Linked DNA regions of Mus musculus: region 1 is linked to region 2. A link is a loop called in an ENCODE intact Hi-C map of the cell type or tissue named here. Cell type or tissue: left cerebral cortex. All regions are shown on one strand. Links, peaks and the distances in the headings refer to the core of each region. The heading gives the core; the rest is flanking DNA.

What was found. A loop is a pair of places that touch in the nucleus more often than their neighbours do. Peaks named below come from ENCODE experiments on the same cell type or tissue, not always from the same donor. Only the 100,000 strongest peaks of a DNase experiment are listed, where the experiment ranks them.
Region 1: it touches region 2 in a loop (12-fold over the local background); 5 of 42 quality-filtered maps call a loop at or near these places.

Annotation. Positions count from the first base shown.
Region 1 is chr9:35,889,919-35,899,866 of GRCm38, reverse strand. No RefSeq gene overlaps it. Among named protein-coding and RNA genes, the nearest start is that of Pate13, 14 kb to the left of the region's middle. In left cerebral cortex, for the core only: no CTCF peak of the experiment used is centred there; DNase peaks (open chromatin) are centred at 4,652 and 6,531; H3K27ac peaks cover 288 bases.
Region 2 is chr9:36,182,080-36,192,027 of GRCm38, reverse strand. No RefSeq gene overlaps it. Among named protein-coding and RNA genes, the nearest start is that of Gm3434, 51 kb to the right of the region's middle. In left cerebral cortex, for the core only: no CTCF peak of the experiment used is centred there; no DNase peak of the experiment used is centred there.

The sequences.
Region 1 (9,948 bases), core at 593-8,592, 290 kb after region 2:
AAATCAAAACAATCTTGAGATACTAGTCAGAACGGCTAAGATCAAAAATTCAGTTGACAACAGATGCTGGTGAGGATGTGGAGAAAGAGGAACACTCCTCCATTGTTGGTGGGATTGCAATTTTGTACAACCACTCTGAAAATCAGTCTGGGGATTCCTCAGAAAATTGTACATAGTACTACCAGAGGATCCCACAATACCTCTCCTGGGCATATATCCAGAAGATACTCCAACTGGTAATAAGCACACATGCTCCACTATGTTCATAGCAGCCTTAGTTATAGTAGCCAGAAGGTAGAAAGAACCCAGATGCCCCTCAACAGAGGAATGGGTACAGAAAATGTGGTACATTTCCACAATGAATTACTACTCAGCTATTAAAAAGAATGAATTTCTGAAGTTCCTAGGCAAATGCATGGACCTGGAGGGCATCATCCTGAATGAGGTAACCCAATCACAAAAGAACTCACATGATATGTACTCACTGATAAATGGATATTAGCCCAGACACTTAGAATACCCAAGATACAAGATATAATTTGCAAAACACATGAAACTCAAGAAGAATAAAGACCAAAGTGTGGACACTTTGCCCCTTCTTAGAATTGGGAACAAAACACCCATGGAAGGAGTTACAGAGACAAATTTTTGAGCTGAGACAAAAGGATGGACCATCTAGAGACTGACATAACCGGGGATCTATCCCATAATCAGCCTCCAAACGCTGACACCATTGCATACACTAGCAAGGTTTTGCTGAAAGGACCCAGATATAGCTGTCTCTTGTGAGGTTATGCCAGAGCCTAGCCAAAACAGAAGTGGATGCTCATAGTCAGCTATTGGATGGATCACAGGACTCCCAATGGAGAAACTAGAGAAAGTACCCAAGGACCTAAAGGGGTCTGCAACCCTTTAGGTGGAACAACAATATGATGGCCTAGTTGGCCATCATTGGAAAGAGAGGTCCATTGGTCTTGCAAACTTTATATGCCTCAGTATAGGGGAATGCCAGGGCCAAGAAGTGGGAGTGGGTGGCTAGGGGAGTTTGGCGGGAGGGTATGGGGGACTTTTGTGATAGCCTTGGAAATGTAAATGAAGAAAATACCTAATAAATAAAAAAGCCACAAGTAGAGATTATTATACAAATGCTTCTGATATTTACCAGCAAGTGATTTATAAAATATCACAATGCCACACAAGCCTAATGAAGTAAATTGTTTATAAATCTATGTAAACATTCTTGCATCCTGTCTTTGGATATTAAATGCAGAAAGAAAAAATGTCTTTGCAATTTCCCCTTTAGTAGATAAGGAACCACCATTCATCTCATCCTATCATCCACATCCTGGTCCCAGGACATTTTTAAAACCCTTTGTGCCTAGTGAGCCTTTGTTGTGTTTCTTGTTATAGCCAGGAGATACATTTCCAAGAAGCAAGATCCAAATCTTCTTTGCTGGATTGATTTCTTTCTTCTTCAACCTGGCAGGGGTTTTACTTTAGCCTGTAAGCTTGGCAATTTCTCCTACACCTTCTGAATCTCCTACATTATCTATAACTTAGAATTGCTTTGATGTGCTGGAGAAAGCCCCAAGACAGGCTTACTGACTTTCAATTGTACCCACCTCATATGTAAATCAAAACTACCCTTCAGTTTCCTTCTGATGCCAAGCATGTCCTGGCTACTGTCTACCAAATCAGTGGCTAGAGTCTGATCAGTTTTTTTCTAGCAAATGCACATGGCAAATGAGATACATCTTTTCTTGCTGTTTCTTCTCTTTTGTACCTCCAGCATGCTTTTTCTCTCTGGTAGGAGAGGGAATGTTTTTTCTTGTATTGATAGCATTTCCTATGATGAAGTGGTCAGAAATGTCAATGTATGGAACAGCCTCAAGAGTCTGTGAAGAGATCCCTATTTCTGGTTGTTTAAAGGTAAAGAAATTTATATAACCTCAAACTTTTCTTCCTATTGAGCATGTATCTGACTTTTGCTCTTATTTGCCTCCTTATAATTGGATTTCATGTCAATTTCTAAAATGTTATATCCTAATCTTACTTTACTTTCCCTAAGGGAAAATTAAATAAAATTTATCCATAGGAAATATAAATGACTCTTGCAAACTCTAAAAGTAGGATACATGATATATGTTTTAAGTACATCTGTGTTTCTGTATTAGGAGCCTCAGGCCAGGCATGACAGACACTGGTTATTAAATTGTATTTCTAAGACAACTAAGACTTAGGAATTGTGATGGTCAATATTGTAACCTTGACAAGATCCAGCATCACCTTGAGGACAATCTTCTGATTAATAGTCTTTGTTAACTAAGATAGGAAGACCCATCCATTGCCTTCCATGCTTGAGTCTTGGACTTAATTGGAAAAGAAAGTGATGTCAGAGCCAGCTACACCTCCCTCTGCTCTAACCTCAGAGACCATGTAATCTGCAGCCTCAGGACCCTGCCAACAAGTCTTCCCACCACCATGGAGCTGTGGCAGCAGGCCTTGTGCAGAGATAGACCTGTAGAGTAATCATAACAAAGGAGCAGAACACCAGCAGAGGATATTTGCATAGTGTGGATAGCAAAAGTTATGCCTGCAATGGTTTGCTTAGAAGCACATCACAGTCCCTTGTGGATGGCTAAAGAAGAAAATATCATGTTAATTTTGTAACTGAAGTAGTCAGTTAACAGTTCTTCTGTAAAAGAAAACTAGTTATTAATTAAGGATTGGATGATTTTGCACCTTAAAGGAAATCTTAAACAAGTTGAAAGAATTTTTGGAAATAAATCATGAATACTATAGAGAAAAGGGAGCATTTAGAAAAGACTCTTTTTGCTAAAGCCAAATGGCTGTTGAACTTTGGGGAAAGTTATATGATAGTGAGGAAAGCATAATGTCTATCTAGATTAATTAATTGCTATTCAAAAATGGATGTTATTACTCTCAAATTGTACTACCCATGAAACAATTAATTGTATAATCTTTTGCCTTCTCAACTCAATCATTTCCCTTCTCAACTCAATCTCTTGCCTTCTCAACTCTTACCTTCAACTCTCCTTACTACTCTGGCTTGGTTCTGCTACTTCTCTAGGCTATATATTTTTTCTGATAATTCCACTCCATTCTAAATTTTCACAATTAATGACACAGTCACATCAGTGACCCCCTGTCTTAGGGTTTCTATTCCTGCACAAACATCATTACCAAGAAGCAGTTGGGGAGGAAAGGGTTTATTCAGCTTACATCTCCACATTGATGTTCATCACTGAAAGAAGTCAGGACTGGAACTCAAGCAGGTCAGGAAGCAGGAGCTGATGCAGAGGCTATGGGGGTATGTACTTTGCTGGCTTGCTTCCCCTGGCTTACTCAGCCTGCTCTCTTATAGAACCCAAAACTACTAGCACAGAGATGGCAGCATCTACAAGGGGACCTCCCCCCTTGATCACTAATTGAGAAAATGCCTTACAGCTGGATCTCGTGGAGGCATTTCCCCAACTGAAACTCCTTTCTCTGTGATAACTCCAGCTGTGTCAAGTTGACACAAAACTGGCCAATACACCCCCCAACTTTTTTCTAATAAAAAAAGAGGAGGAATTTGTGGGGAATTGCAGGCTGGTATCCAGTCGAGCTAAGGTCTGAAGCCCAACAGTCATAATTTACCTACATGACATGGTAGGCATTCCCTTATGCACCTGGAACTCTAGACCCTGCCTAAGTTACTGCCCACCACAGCCCCCACAAGAAACCCATGATCAGAAATCACATAAGCAATGGTCCAAGCTTCTGACCTTGAGCCTAAACTCCTTCCCAATTACCTAGCAACAGTAAAGATAATAAAAACAGTTGCTCAGCCCCCACCATGCTCTCTTACTCTTCTGCTCTTACCTCTTACTCCTCACTCTCACCCTCTCTCTCCCCTCTTTGTCTTCTCAGTTCTCTCCCTTCCTCTTTCTCTTTGTCTTCTCTCTCTCTCTCTCTCTCTCTCTCTCTCTCTCTCTCTCTCTCTCTCTCTCTCTCTCTCTCCCCTACCTTCTCTCTCTTTCCCCTGACTTCTATAATAAAGCTCTTAAACCTTACAGTGTGTCTGCTCCCTCAAGGCCCGCTGTGCACTCTGGTCAGTGTTGGGAACTTCTTCCCCTATTCCCTCTCTCCTGCAACCCTGGGGCTTCAGCAAGGAATCTCGGGGGGGGGGATCACCAGATGGGAGCTTCCCCTTTCTCCACCCTTTACCACATAGGCATACTCACCCAGGTACAATTGGAAAAGCACATGGCAATCTCCCCATGTCTGCCTGCCTAAAGTACAGGAACTCTGGCCGGACATGGCATATTTCTCCTTCCCTTTCTTCCCCAGGGCATTCCCTTTATTTTGTTCCCTACACAAGCAGATCTGTCCTTCAAAAGTTGCACTTGTCAGACATTTTGTCACAGAAGTGAGTAAAGCAAACAGAACAGTTGGCCATACCATCTTCACCCTTTATGTGTACTCCACTCTCCTGTAAAGTATCTTTAGGGATTCTTTACTTAAGTTATATAAAAGGATTTTCAGAGTCCTTCTTTAGAGATCCAAGGTTTTTCTCCTATTTTGGGTTTCAAAAGCATTTCTATCTTTATCTGCTTTTACAGAGCACACTGGATCCTATAACTTATTTTGAATCTGAAGGTTCACTATTGGCATATGGCATAGAAATTATGTCATGGCGTAGTCTTCTCCTTCCTCTGCCTCTATCAACACCATGCATAACACAGATTGGAGTAATCATATCAAGAATAGCATCAGCAGATAGTAAGCATTTGTTGTTCTAGTCTTGGTGCTCAAGACTTTATCACTTAATTTCCACTATTTCCCTGCACTATATAGGAGACTTAGGGGAGTCTTATTCAAGGAATTATTTAAAGATAACACAAGCATTTGCCCTTATGTGGCCAACTTGACCAAATACTGTCTCTCCATAGCTTCTCCTTACCTGTCCATTTTCACCCAGCTGTTCTGTGTCAACACCTTGAATGTGGAGCCCCTGTTACTACAACACTAGCATATGTGTGGTTACTTAACTACTGTCTTCTTGCTCAGCTAGTATGAGACACTGAATCTATCCCCTCAGAGCATGTCAGTACCAGAAACATAATAATGGCACTGAGTATGTTTAGAACAAATAAATCAGGAAGAAATGTGGGAACATTTTTTTAGTGGAGACAGAGAAGGTGGCATGTAGGTTTGACATTGGTTTGTATGTCCTGAGGAACCAAGTTTGCTACCAATAATTACAGATTTTGAGTGGTGCTCCAAATGTAGTGCTCAGCATGCTAGGTAGATAACAGCAGCCTGGGAACTCTTCACCTCTCACAATGTAATGGGTTGATCCAAGAACAAATTAAATATTGATTTCCCAACATTCTCCTTATATTTCTTAAATATGAATTCAGGGGATTTTCTTCCAAATTGATATTAGAATAAAATATAAATAATACCATATTAATTTCTATCATATTTAAATGTTGTTATTGATGGTTCAAGCTATTCTTTGCCTCATGAGAGTCTTTCTTATATACTGAATTATCTTGCATGTTCTTTGTATATAATTTGAGAGATTATCCTCAGTGTGTTGGAAAATGACCGTATTTTTGTACATATCCTTTCCAGATGTGATTGTGGCTAAATGAGAATATATGTGTAGCACCTAATTCAATAACTAGAATTGAGCAGATGAAAACAGAAACTGAGGATTTGTGTATAAAGGGAAATTGTGTGTAAAGACATAAGAAGAAGGTGGCTATATATAAACCAGAAAAAGAAGGCTCAGAAAAACCAACCCTACTGAGACTTTGCTCTTGGAATTCTAGCTTCCTTAACAATGCAAAAATAGACTTATGTGATTTGAACCACCAGATATCATGTCCTCTCATGGCACTAACAGACTAATATGGAGAACTGTCATAAATATCTGAATTACAGTTTGGAGATTGTTCCCCATTGTTATGAGAATCACCGTCAGATTCTGAAGCCCTTTCCTAGGCCCTTGGTGTGAGAGGAGCTGAGTGTTTGTGCTTCCCTAGATGGAATGCCATGAGGGTACACAGGATCATGCTTCTGGGATAACATAAAGGGATTGGCAGGACTAGTGCAGCTAAACTTGGCAACTGCCTGAATCTGGGTTTCATCTGGGATCAGGTTACCTTCTAAACTTTCTGGATCAGATCTTATTGGTATTCTAGAAAAAAATTGCTTGAGCCTCAAAGTTTGACCTAAGAGAAAGAGATTTCAGAGATTCTCATAAAATCCCTAGAAGAAATTCCTGTAGATGGAGAAAGAAAGCAAGGCTCCAAACACATCTGTGGAAGTTCCTATGGCCATAACCCTCTAAACCTTTGACTACTCTAGGCTGTGGAAGTACAGCTCCAGATTTCTCTCCTTGACTCATAGCTAAATTTATCTCTTTAACTAATCAGTTGGCTCAAGTAAATGAGAGAATTCAGCTTGTCCTGAAGTTCAGCCCAGATTGCAAAGGCTGACTAGAAGAAATTGTTCTTAGTTTCCTACCCACTCAAACTCACAAACCATATGAAAGCCATGTGGGCAGCTGAACTGTTTCAGACAACTCCTACAGCTATCCACAACTGTCAGGTTCTTCCTCTTCCCGTGACAGAGTGTCACTCTTAGGCCTTTGTCTGCTGTTGTCTCTAGAGTTATAACTTCTCAAATGGACCTCTGACTAAAGCATCTGAGACCAACTCCCTTTTTGGGACAAGGTCTCAATATACAGTACTGCTAACCTGGGACTCACTATATACAGCAGGTTAGCTATGATATCACAGAGATATGCACTCCTCTGCCACCTAAGTGCTAGGATTTGCACTGTACCTTGCCCTTCCCAGGTCTAATCCCTATGAATGGTAGATAGTTCTTGAGAATCTAAAATTTCAAGCATTCTGTAATCCTAATCTCTTGCTTCTTTGTGCTTTGGCAAAGGAAAGTAAGGTTGACATAGCCCTGGGGTCACTTTGTCAAGAAACAATGTAATGGATCCTATAAAATGATGCTGTGTGGCAGTGGGTTTTTTGTTTTGTTTTGTTTTGTTTTGTGTTTGTGTTTGTTTTAGGATCCTATGATAGAAATCCGTGGAAATGAAAAATTCACATGGTTATTTTTATGGATATTTTATATAATTACCTCGATTAAGAGAAGCATTAAGAAGTCATACTGTGGATCACTCTCCATGCCTCTTCTTTAGCCTGAATGTCCATACTGCTATGGGAAGACTCTGAAGAATACTTTCTGTAACTACAGGTACCACAAAAGAGGTAGAATTGTTCATGATTCCTCCATGTAAGGTGGCTGCAAACAGATGAAGAGCTTGGAATGCAGGAGGTCATGTGTTAGGACAGCCAGTGAGAGTAGACTTAGGGCAAAGCCTCTCATTTTGGCACACTAAGATCTTGCTTTCTCATTCCAGGCAAAGACTGGGTCATGGAAGATCAAAAAGAATCATCCAAGAACTCTACATAAAAGTCTTTGTGAGGAAGTTAATTCTTGGTGTTTTGTATTTCCCAAATATCTGAGTTTGTGGAGTCAGTAGCTGAAGATATTATGCCAGGGCTGAGGTAGAGATGACCTGTGAAAAGAGAGAACTCAAAATTCCTACCTAAAGCAATGAGGGAATGGGTGAGGGGAATCTTTGGGCAGGAGGAGAGCAGGACAGAATAGTTTGCCCTACAACCCCTGGTATAAGAAATAACACTGAGAAGTAATAAAGCTTTGGGTCAGAGCCAATGTTGAAGGTAAGGTTATACTTTACACATTTACCAGAAGTCTCAAGAATACTACTTGAGAATAGGTGAGAGGTAATCTAGAAATAGGAGAAGGGATGACAGTTTGGAAAGCAAGTCTTCCTCTATATGGATGGAAAATGGGTTTTCAAGAATCATAAGACTGTCTATGCTTCATGCTGATTTGAAAAGCATGAATGGTTTCAAGGGGAAGCTTGTATATCAAACCTCAATTCTGTCTTCTGGTGAATGTTCTAGTTCAGGTGCTCTGGTACTTCCTACTCAACTTCATTTACCCTTATGTTCTGATTCTCACCATTTTTAGGGTGATAAAAATACCATTGCAAAAAGTGACATTTTCTGGTGGATCTTTATGGGGAGGATCAAGGAAAGCAGACTACATGGAAACAGGGCCAAAAACAATCATTTCCAGAGTAATGACTTGCAGAGGGTAATTGAGGTAGAGGGAGGGTTTGTACTACTCAGAGCTGGAAGGACAATGAGAAGTTAGAAGATTTTCTGAAACTTAAATGCAAGGAATAGTCAGTATATTTGTTGAAGTTCTAATGCCTATCACCATTTTGTGAGAGTCATCTGGCCATAGCTACTTCTGTTCACTCAGCTCTTGTCTGTGATATTTCTATTGACTTTACTATGATCTTATAGCCAAAGACAAGTATATCAAGATGAAAAATTAGCTGAATACTAGTCACCAATTCTTATCTGAAGAGGCATATGTGGGATAATAGTCTTCAGGATATTTGAATATAATATTGCATTTAGGGAATCAATGATGAGATATAGGTTTCAACTTTCAACATAGTTTGAAAATATGATGATCAGAAAGAATTTTAGAAAACTCCTGTAATTTGGAAACATAATTAACCATTTGCATTAGATTTATCAGTCACTCACTTTACATTTCCCTTGTTAGCATGTTAAATCTCCCACATTTTAGTCTCCATACATGACTATATTTTCACAATGTAATCACATACACAAATGCAATATTATCTCAGTTATAGCAGTAGTATCCCTCTTTAGTATAATCACTGTGGTTTCTTTGTTTGTTTGTTTTTGTTTTTGTTGTTGTTGTTGTTGTTGTTGTTGTTGTTGTTTCAAGACAGGGTTTCTCTGTATAGCCCTGGCTGTCCTGGAACTCACTCTATAGACCAGGCTGGCCTCAAACTCAGATATCTGCCTGCCTCTGCCTCCCAAGTGCTGGGATCACTGTGGTTTCTTATTAGCATCTACCAAGTTATATTAATGGAACTAGAATAAAATCTTTAGATCTCAAACTTATTTTCAAAACTCTTGAAGTATAATTAAGACAGTATTTGCCCAACTATTATAATAATAAGATAAAAATTAGAATTCAACTTCATGTTATTTGGGAAATATGAAAGATGCCTTCATTTGGATTTGAATGATTATTTCATATGGACAGATTGAGATACCAACAGTAAGTTCCCAAGCTTAAAAGATTAAATTACTGTGTATCCACATTGTACATATAATGACCCTAGGAAAATAAAAATTATGCTGAAACAGAAACTAAAGAAAATACTTGAACTAGAGAAGAAATACAAAGTAGATAGTGATGAAGGTAACTAACAGTGTTCATGGTTGTATAGGTCATGCCCAAGAGATTAATCTACTCCTATTTGTTATTAGTGGACATAGCAACAAAAACTAAGTAAATACCTCTAGAAAAACAGGTTTCTTACATTCATTTCTTATTTCAGTGTGTTTACCTGAATGAGTTTATATGCGAAATCTACACCAAAAGAGGGCATCACATGATGTGGAACTATAGTTACAGGTGGTTGTAAGCTATGATGCATGTACGGGAAACATATTCTTTATGGCTGTGGTGCATTCACAAAACCTACATAAGAGCAAGCCATTCAGACTTCCAATATGGATAAAGAAGTGATTTTTATTGCCTTGTATTACCCTAGCTGAGAAAGTATTGACAATTGATGACTGCTGAGGAAGGATACATCAGTTTTCTACAGGAATGTGGATCTGGTAGGTTTCCCATGCTTTGGTGGGTGTTTCTATCTCTATACACATACTAACATAATTAACTGGACTCAGTAGTTTAAAAGAAATAAGAGTAAATGGAGTTAGGAGGTAGATGAGTGGGTGGGTAGCAGTATCATATAGAAGTTGGAGTGGA
Region 2 (9,948 bases), core at 696-8,695:
TGTGGATATTAGCCTTAAAGTTTAATATGTGTGCTACATGAAAAGGTCCTTTGTGGTTACATTCCCAATAAGTTGTCAGAGGGTAGAAGAAGATATACCATGAAAGGTGGAAAATAATATACAGTTATAGAGAGATAGAGGTGAAACATTAAATGGGTAGGTAGATAGAATGGAAGGGTTAAGGAGAAAATGTGGGGAGCAATTGTCACTAAATACCTTTTGAAAAATCTTATGGAAAATTACTATTCTATGAGATTCCTAAAGCATATACATATAGGAAAAATGTAAATTGAGTCAGATGAAGAAGAGACAATGACCCAACTATACATTTTACAGCACCAAGGAAAATTTCATTGCAAGAAATTGGTTATATTTTGATTCGTTACCAAAAGCATTCCCACTGAATCCCCTCCTCCAACATCATGGACTAAACCAAGGCTATTGGTTTCTTTCCAAACCCTAATGGTAAAGCCCATTGCTGAAGAAAGTTCTTATGTCCTGGATGATGGAGAAATCTAGCTGTTGCCTAAATAGGAGCTTAAACTCCTACTAACTAGTATTTGTGTTGCTTAAAGGTACTGTTTACACTACCAAAGGAGAAAAGTATTCATTAATATCATCCATCTACACATGCCATGTTCTAAAACTTACCATCTGTGGAGCAGAGAAAACAGAGAATCATGATGAGTAGTATGCTAACTTTTGTGACAGTATTCATGATGGATGGTAGAAAGTGGATTAGAGTAAATGATGGTAATTTGTTCCCTTTATAAAACTGGAGAACAGGAAGAATTCTCCAACACAGACACAAGGAGGAAATGCCCTTTTCTACTTACTTCTGAGAAATCAAAAATATGATAATATGGGAAGTACAGGCTGCCCAATGTTTTTGCTCCAGCTAAGTAAGATAGCTTCCACCCTTTATCTTATCTTCTGTATGTGCAAGTCTCTGTGACATAGTATTCTGGTCCTTCAGAAACTCCTCTCTATATACTATGTGAGAAAGAGATGATCATCCTAAGATTGGGAAGTGGTAAAAGGTAACTCAGAACTCAAATGCTTCCAGAGAAGGTTCCTGAGACATGAAGGCTTACTGTAAAAGTTACTCCAATGCTGGAAAATTCTCCAGTGTGAGTCATAGGATAGGATTTTTGAGCCTAATCATCTACATGCAACTTCCAAAGCTCTTGACTTCCAACACCTCAGTCTTTTCTCCTTAGGAAGTTCTAGTGCTTATCATGCTGGAAGTCTGGGAAATCTGGAGGTACACAACAAATCTTACAGTTGGGTAGTTGAAGGATCAACGAAGAGATGAGGTGATGTTTCTTCAGAGACATTTCCAGTGAGCTCCTTCTTGGGATCTGAACAGTTTCTGGGTATTTCCTGTCCTAGCCCATCTGGGATTAAAATTAAGACCATGTCTATACTACACTCAGCCTTGGTTCGCTAAACATTCTGCTGTTTACTCCAAGAAAATGAAAAAGCCTGGTCCAAACCTCCCTCTGGGCCATTCAGCTCCATTCTAAAAAAAACTTCTAAAAGAATATTTCATGCTTGTTACCCTGTGGCCACTCCAACTACACTGGGAGATTTACTTCCGTCATGATACTGCTTTTTCTTGTGGGGTACACTTGCCCCACCTTCTTTCAAGGTGGTACTAGGTCCTATTACCTTTATTGTACAGGTGACCTTGTCTTTGTGTAGCTCCACTGTCTTGTATTCATTTAAAACCAATAACCATTAAGGTCTTTTCTGTCTCCTTGTTGACCCTGCACTCTTGGAATTATGTGTCATTCATATTCTAAAATTTTAACAGATAGGCTCTCTCCCTTTCCATCTGCAGATCTTTTACATATTGGATTATTAAAAGAACTCTGGGCAGGGTCACAAATCCCTTCCAGTCCATGCCACCACCGGGGTTCCTTGCCCATGGAGTCTCCGGACACCCGCAAGGACCCCCACAGGATCCCCCACAGGATCTTAAGACCTTTGGTGAGTGGAACACAGCGCCTGCCCCAATCCAATCGCAATAGACCTGAGACTGCATTATTTAGGGAGGCAGATAACCCGGCCTGAGCAGGGTCACAAGTCCCTTCCAGGCCACACCAGCACTGAGGTTCCTTATACGCGAAGTCTCCGGACACCCGCAAGGTCCCCCACAGGACACTCCATGGGATCTTAAGACCTCTGGTGAGTGGAACACAACTTCTGCCAGGAGGCAGGTTTGAACACCAGATATCTGGGCACCTTCCTTGCAAGAGGAGAGCTTGCCTGCAGACAGTACTCTGACCACTGAAACTAAGGAGAGAACTTGTCTCCCAGGTCTGCTGATAGAGGATAACATAATCACCTGCGGAACAAGCTCTAACCAGAGACAGCTATAACAAATAGCTCCAGAGATTACCAGATGGCAAAAGGCAAATGTAAGAATCTTACTAACAGAAATCAAGACCACTCACCATTATCAGAACACAGAACTCCCACCCCACATAGTCCTGGGCACCCCAACACACCCTAAAAGCTAGACCCGGATTTAAAAGCATATCTCATGATGATGGTAAAGGACATCAGGAAGGACTTTAATAACTCACTTAAAGAAATACAGGAGAACACTGCTAAAGAGTTACAAGTCCTTAAAGAAAAACAGGAAAACACAACCAAACAGGTAGAAGTCCTTATAGAAAAACAGGAAAACACATCCAAACAGGTGATGGAAATGAACAAAACCATACTAGACCTAAAAAGGGAAGTAGACACAATGAAGAAAACCCAAAGTGAGGCAACACTGGAGATAGAAACCCTAGGAAAGAAATCTGGAACCATAGACTCGAGCATCAGCAACAGAATACAAGAGATGAAAGAGAGAATCTTGGGTGCAGAAGATTCCATAGAGAACATCGGCACAACAATCAAAGATAATACAAAACGCAAAAAGATCCTAACTAAAAATATCCAGGAAATCCAGGACACAATGAAAAGATCAAACTGACGGATAATAGAAGTTGATGAGAATGAAGATTTTCAACTTAAAGGGCCAGCAAATATCTTCAACAAAATTACAGAAGAAAACTTCCCAAACCTAAAGAATGACATGCCAATGAACATATGAGAAGCCTACAGAACTCCAAATAGACTGGACCAGAAAAGAAATTCCTCCCGACATATAATAATCAGAACAACAAATGCACTAAATAAAGAGAGAATATTAAAAGCAGTAAGGGAGAAAGGTCAAGTAACATAAAAAGGCAGACCTATCAGAATTACACCAGACTTTTCACCAGAGACTATGAAAGCCAGAAGAGCCTGGACAGATGTTATACAGACACTAAGAGAACACGAATGCCAGCCCAGGCTACTATACCCGGCCAAACTCTCAATCACCATAGATGGAGAAACCAAAGTACTCCGCGACAAAACCAAATTCACATATTATCTTTCTACGAATCCACCCCTACAAAGGATAACAACAACAACAAAAAAAAAAAAAATACAAGGACAGAAATCACGCCCTAGAACAGGCAAGAAAGTAATCCCTCAACAAACCAAAAAGAAGACAGGTACAAGAACAGAATGTCAAATCTAACAACAAAAATAAAAGGAAGCAACAATTACGTTTCCTTAATATCTCTTAATATCAATGGACTCAATTCCCCAATAAAAAAACATAGACTAACAGACTGGCTACACAAACAGGAACCAACATTCTGCTGCTTACAGGAAAACCATCTCAGGGAAAAAGACAGACACTACCTCAGAGTGAAAGGCTGGAAAACAATTTTCCAAGTAAATGGCCTGAAGAAACAAGCTGGAGTAGCCATTCTAATATCGAATAAAGTTGACTTCCAACCCAAAGTTATCAAAAAAGACAAGGAGGGACACTTCATACTCATCAAAGGTAAAATCCTCCAAGAAGAACTCTCAATTCTGAATATCTATGCTCCAAATGCAAGGGCAGCCACATTCATTAAAGTCACTTTAGTAAAGCTCAAAGCACACATTGCAACTCACACAATAATAGTGGGAGACTTCAACACACCACTTTCATCAATGGACAGATCGTAGAAACAGAAACTTAACAGGGACACAGTGAAACTAACAAAAGTTATGAAACAAATGGACTTAACATATCTACAGAACATTTTATCCTAAAATGAAAGGATATACCTTTTTCTCAGCACCTCACGGGACCTTCTCCAAAACTGACCATATAATTGGCCACAAAACAGGCCTCAACTGATACAAAAATATTGAAATTGTCCCATGCATCCTATCAAACCAACATGAACTAAGGCTGATCTTCAATAACAACATAAATAATGGAAAGCCAACATTCATGTGGAAACTGAACAACACTCTTCTCAATGATACCTTGGTCAAGGAAGGAATAAAGAAAGAAATTAAAGACTTTTTAAGAGTTTAATGAAAATGAAGCCACAACATACCCAAACCTATGGGACACAATGAAAGCATTTCTAAGAGGGAAACTCACAGCTCTGAGTTTTGCCAAAAATAAATAAATAAATAAATAAAAAACCCTAGAGAGAGCACACAATAGCAGCTTGACAACACACCTAAAAGCTGTAGAAAACAAGGAAGCAAATTCACCCAAGAGGAGTAGTCGGCAGGAAATAATCAAACTCAGGGGTGAAATCAACCAAGTGGAAACAAGAATAACTATTCAAAGAATCAACCAAACGAGGAGCTGGTTCTTTGAGAAAATCAACAAGATAGATAAACCCTTAGCTAGACTCACTAGAGGGAACAGGGACAGCATCCTAATTAACAATTTCAGAAATGAAAAGGGAGACATAACAACAAATCCTGAAGAAATACAAAACTCCATCAAATTCTTCTACAACAGGCTATACTCAACAAAACTGGAAAACCATGACTAAATCGACAAATTTCTAGACAGATACCAGGTACCAAAGTTAAATAAGGATCAAGTTAACGATCTAAACAGTCCCATATCCCCTAAAGAAATAGAAGCAGTCATTAATAGTCTCCCAGGAAAAAAAAAGCACAGGACCAGATGGGTTTAGTGCAGAGTTCTATCAGACCTTCAAAGAATATCTAATTCCAGTTCTGCACAATGTATTCCACAAAATAGAAGTAGAAGGTACTCTACCCAACTCATTCTATGAAGCCACAATTACTCAGATACCTAACCCACAGAAAGATCCAACAAAGATAGAGAACTTCAGACCAATTTCCCTTAAGAATATCGATGCAACAATACTCAATGAAATTCTCGCTAACTGAATTGAAGAACACATTAAAACAATCATCCACCCTGACCAACTAGGTTTTATTCCAGGAATGCAGGGGTGGTTAAATATATGGAAATCCATCAACATAATTCATTATATAAACAAACTCAAAGACAAAAAAACCACATGATCATCTCATTACATGCAGAAAAAGCATTCGACAAGATCCAACACGCATTCATGATAAAAGTCCTGGAAAGATCAGGAATTCAAGGCCCATACCTAAACATGATAAAAGCAATCTACAGCAAACCAGTAGCCAACATCAAAGTAAATGGTGAGAAGCTGGAAGCAATCCCACTAAAATCAGGGACTAGACAAGGCTGCCCACTTTCTCCCTACCTATTCAACATTGTACTTGAAGTCCTAGCCAGAACAATTCGACAACAAAAGGAGATCAAGGGGATACAAATTGGAAAAGATGAAGTAAAAATATCACTTTTTGCAGATGATATAATAGTATATATAAGTGACCCTAAAAATTCCACCAGAGAACTCCTAAACCCGCTAAACAGCTTCGGTGAAGTAGCTGGATATAAAATTAACTCAAACAAGTCAATGGCCTTTCTCTACACAAAGAATAAACAGGGTGAGAAAGTAATTAGGGAAACAACACCCTTCAAAATAGTCACAAATAATACAAAATACCTTGGCTTGATTCTACCAAAGGAAGTGAAAGATCTGTATAAGAACTTTAAGTCTCTGAAGAAAGAAATTAAAGAAGATATTAGAAGATGGAAACATCTCCCATGCTTATGGATTGGCAGGATCAATGGAAATCAGACAAATGAGACAATTAGTGGAAAAAAGACAGCATTTTCAACAAATGGTGCTGGCACAACTGGCGATTATCATGTAGAAGAATGCAAATTGATCCATTCCTATCTCCTTGTACTAAGGTCAAATCTAAGTGGATCAAGGATCTTCACATAAAACCAGAGAGAGTTAAACTCATAGAGGAGAAAGTGGGGAAAAGCGTCGAAGATATGGGCACAGGAGAAAAATTTCTGAATAGAACAGCAATGGCTTGTGCTATAAGATCAAGAATAGACAAATGGGACCTCATAAAATTGCAAAGCTTCTGTAAGGCAAAAGACACTGTCAATAAGACAAAAAGGCCACCAACAGATTTGGAAAGTATCTTTACCTATCCTAAATCAGATAGGACATTAATATCTAATATATATGAAGAACTCAAGAAGGTAGACTCCAGAAAATCAAATAACACCATTAAAATTGGGGCTCAGAGCTAAACAAAGAATTCTCACCTGAGGAATATCAAATGGCTGAGAAGCACCTGAAAAAAAAATGTTCAGCATCCTTAATCATCAGAGAAATGCAAATCAAAACAATCTTGAGATTCTACCTCATACCAGTCAGAATGGCTAAGATCAAAAATTCAGTTTACAACAGATGCTGGTGAGGATGTGGAGAAAGAGGAACACTCCTCCATTGCTGGTGGGATTGCAAGCTTGTACAACCACTTTGGAAATCAATCTGGGGATTCCTCAGAAAATTGTACATAGTACTATCGGAGGATCCTGCAATACCTCTTCTGGGCATATATCCAGAAGATATTCCAACTGGTAAGAAGCACACATGCTCCACTATGTTCATAGCAGCCTTAGTTATAGTAGCCAGAAGCTAGAAAGAACCCAGATGTCCCTCAACAGAGGAATGGGTACAGAAAATGTGGTACATTTACACAATGGATTACTACTCAGCTATTAAAAAGAATGAATTTCTGAAATTCCTAGGCAAATGCATGGACCTGGAGGGCATCATCCTGAATGAGGTAACCCAATCACAAAAGAACTCACATGATAGGTACTCACTGATAAATGGATATTAGCCCAGAAACTTAGAATACCCAAGATACAAGATATAATTTGCAAAACACATGAAATTCAAGAAGAATAAAGACCAAAGTGTGGACACTTTGCCCCTTCTTAGAATTGGGAACAAAACTTCCATGGAAGGAGTTACAGAGACAAATTTTTGAGCTGAGACAAAAGGATGGACCATCTAGAGACTGACATAACAGGGGATCCATCCCATAATCAGCCCCAAACACTGACACCATTGCATACACTAGCAAGATTTTGCTGAAAGGACCCAGATATAGCTGTCTCTTGTGAGGTTATGCCAGGGCATAACCAACACAGAAGTGGATGCTCCTAGTCAGCTATTGGATAGATCACAGGACCCCCAATGAAGGAACTAGAGAAAGTACCCAAGGATCTAAAGGGGTCTGCAACCCTTTAGGTAGAACAACAGTATGATGGCCTAGTTGGCCATCATTGGAAAGAGAGGTCCATTGGTCTTGCAAACTTTGTATGCCTCAGTACAGGGGAATGCCAGGGCCAAGAAGTGGGAGTGGGTGGCTAGGGGAGTTTGGGTGGAGGGTATGGGGGACTTTTGTGATAGTCTTCAAAATGTAAATGAAGAAAATACCTAATAAATAACAAAATGCCACAAGTAGAGATTATTATGCAAATGCTTCTGATATTTACCAGCAAGTGATTTACAAAATATCACAATGCCACACAAGCCTAATGAAGTACATTGGTTTTAAAACTATGTAAACATTCTTGCATCCTGTCTTTGGATATTAAATGCAGAAAAAATGTCTTTGCAATTTCCCCTTTAGTAGATAAGGAACCGCCATTCATCTCATCCTACCATCCACATCCAGGTCCCAGGGCATCTTTACAACCCTTTGTGCCTAGTGAGTCTTTGTTGTGTTTCTTGTTATAGCCAGGAGCTACATTTCCAAGAAGCAAGATCCAAATCTTCTTTGCTGGATTGAATTCCTTCTTCTTCAACCTGGCAGGGTTTTTACTTTAGCCTGTAAGCTTGGCAATTTCTCCTACACATTCTGAATCTCCTACATTATCTATAACTTAGAATTGCTTTGATGTGCTGGAGAAAGCCTCAAGACAGGCTCATTGACTTTCAATTGTGCCCACATCATATGTAAATCAAAACTACCCTTCAGTTTCCTTCTGATGCCAAGTATGTTCTGGCTACTGTCTACCAAATCAGTGGCTAGAGCCTGATAAGTTTTCTTCTACCAAATGCACAGGGCAAATGAGATACATTTTTTCTTGCTGTTTCTTCTCTTGTACCTCCAGCATGCTTTCTCTCTCTGGAAGGAGAGGGAATGTTTTTTCTTGTATTGATAGCATTTCCTATGATGAAGTGGTCAGAAATGTCAATGTATGGAACAGCCTCAAGAGTCTGTGAAGAGATCCCTATTTCTGGTTGTTTAAAGGTAAAGAAATGTAGTGAGTAACCTGAAACTTTTCTTCCTATTGAGCATGTATCTGGCTTTTGCTCTTATTGGCCTCCTTATAATTGCATTTCATGTCGATTTCTAAAATGTTATCTCCTAATCTTACTTTACTCTCCCTATGGGAAAATAAAATAAAATTTATCCATAGGAAATATAAATGGCTCTTGCAAACTCTAAAAGTAGGATACATGATATATGTTTTAAGTACATTTGTGTTTCTGTATTAGGAGCCTCAGGCCAGGCAAGACAGACACTTGTTATTAAATTGTATCTCTAAGACAACTAAGACTTAGGAATTGTAATGGTCAATATTGTAACCTTGACAAGATCCAGCATCACCTTGAGGACAATCTTCTGATTAATAGTCTTTGTTAACTAAGATAGGAAGACCCATTGCCTTCCATTCTTGGGTCTTGGACTTAATTGGAAAAGAAACTGGTGTCAGAGCTAGCTACACCTCCCTCTGATCTAACCTCAGAGACCATGTAATCTGCAGCCTCAGGACCCTGCCAACAAGTCTTCCCACCACCATGGAGCTGTGGCAGCAGGCCTTGTGCAGAGATAGACCTGTAGAGTAATCATAACAAAGGAGCAGAACACCAGCAGAGGATATTTCCATAGTGTGGATAGCAAAAGTTATGCCTGCAATGGTTTGCTTAGAAGCACATCACAGTCCCTTGTGGATGGCTAAAGAAGAAAATATCATGTTAATTTTGTAACTGAAGTAGTCAGGTAACAGTTCTTCTGTAAAATAAAACCGGTTATTAATTAAGGATTGGATGATTTTGCACCTTAAAGGAAATCTTTAACAAGTTGAAAGAATTTTTGGAAATAAATCATGAATACTAGAGAGAAAAGGGAGCATTTAGAAAAGACTCTTTTTGCTAAAGCCAAATGGCTGTTGAACTTTGGGGAAAGTTATATGATAGTGAGGAAAGCATAATGTCTATCTAGATTAATTAATTGCTATTCAAAAATGGATGTTATTACTCTCAAATTGTACTACCCATGAAACAATTAATTGTATAATCTTTTGCCTTCTCAACTCAATCATTTCCCTTCTCAACTCAATCTCTTGCCTTCTCAACTCTTACCTTCAACTCTCCTTACTACTCTGGCTTGGTTCTGCTACTTCTCTAGGCTATATATTTTTTCTGATAATTCCACTCCATTCTAAATTTTCACAATTAATGACACAGTCACATCAGTGACCCCCTGTCTTAGGGTTTCTATTCCTGCACAAACATCATTACCAAGAAGCAGTTGGGGAGGAAAGGGTTTATTCAGCTTACATTTCCACATTGCTGTTCATCACTGAAAGAAGTCAGGACTGAAACTCAAGCAGGTCAGGAAGCAGGAGCTGATGCAGAGGCCATAGGGGTA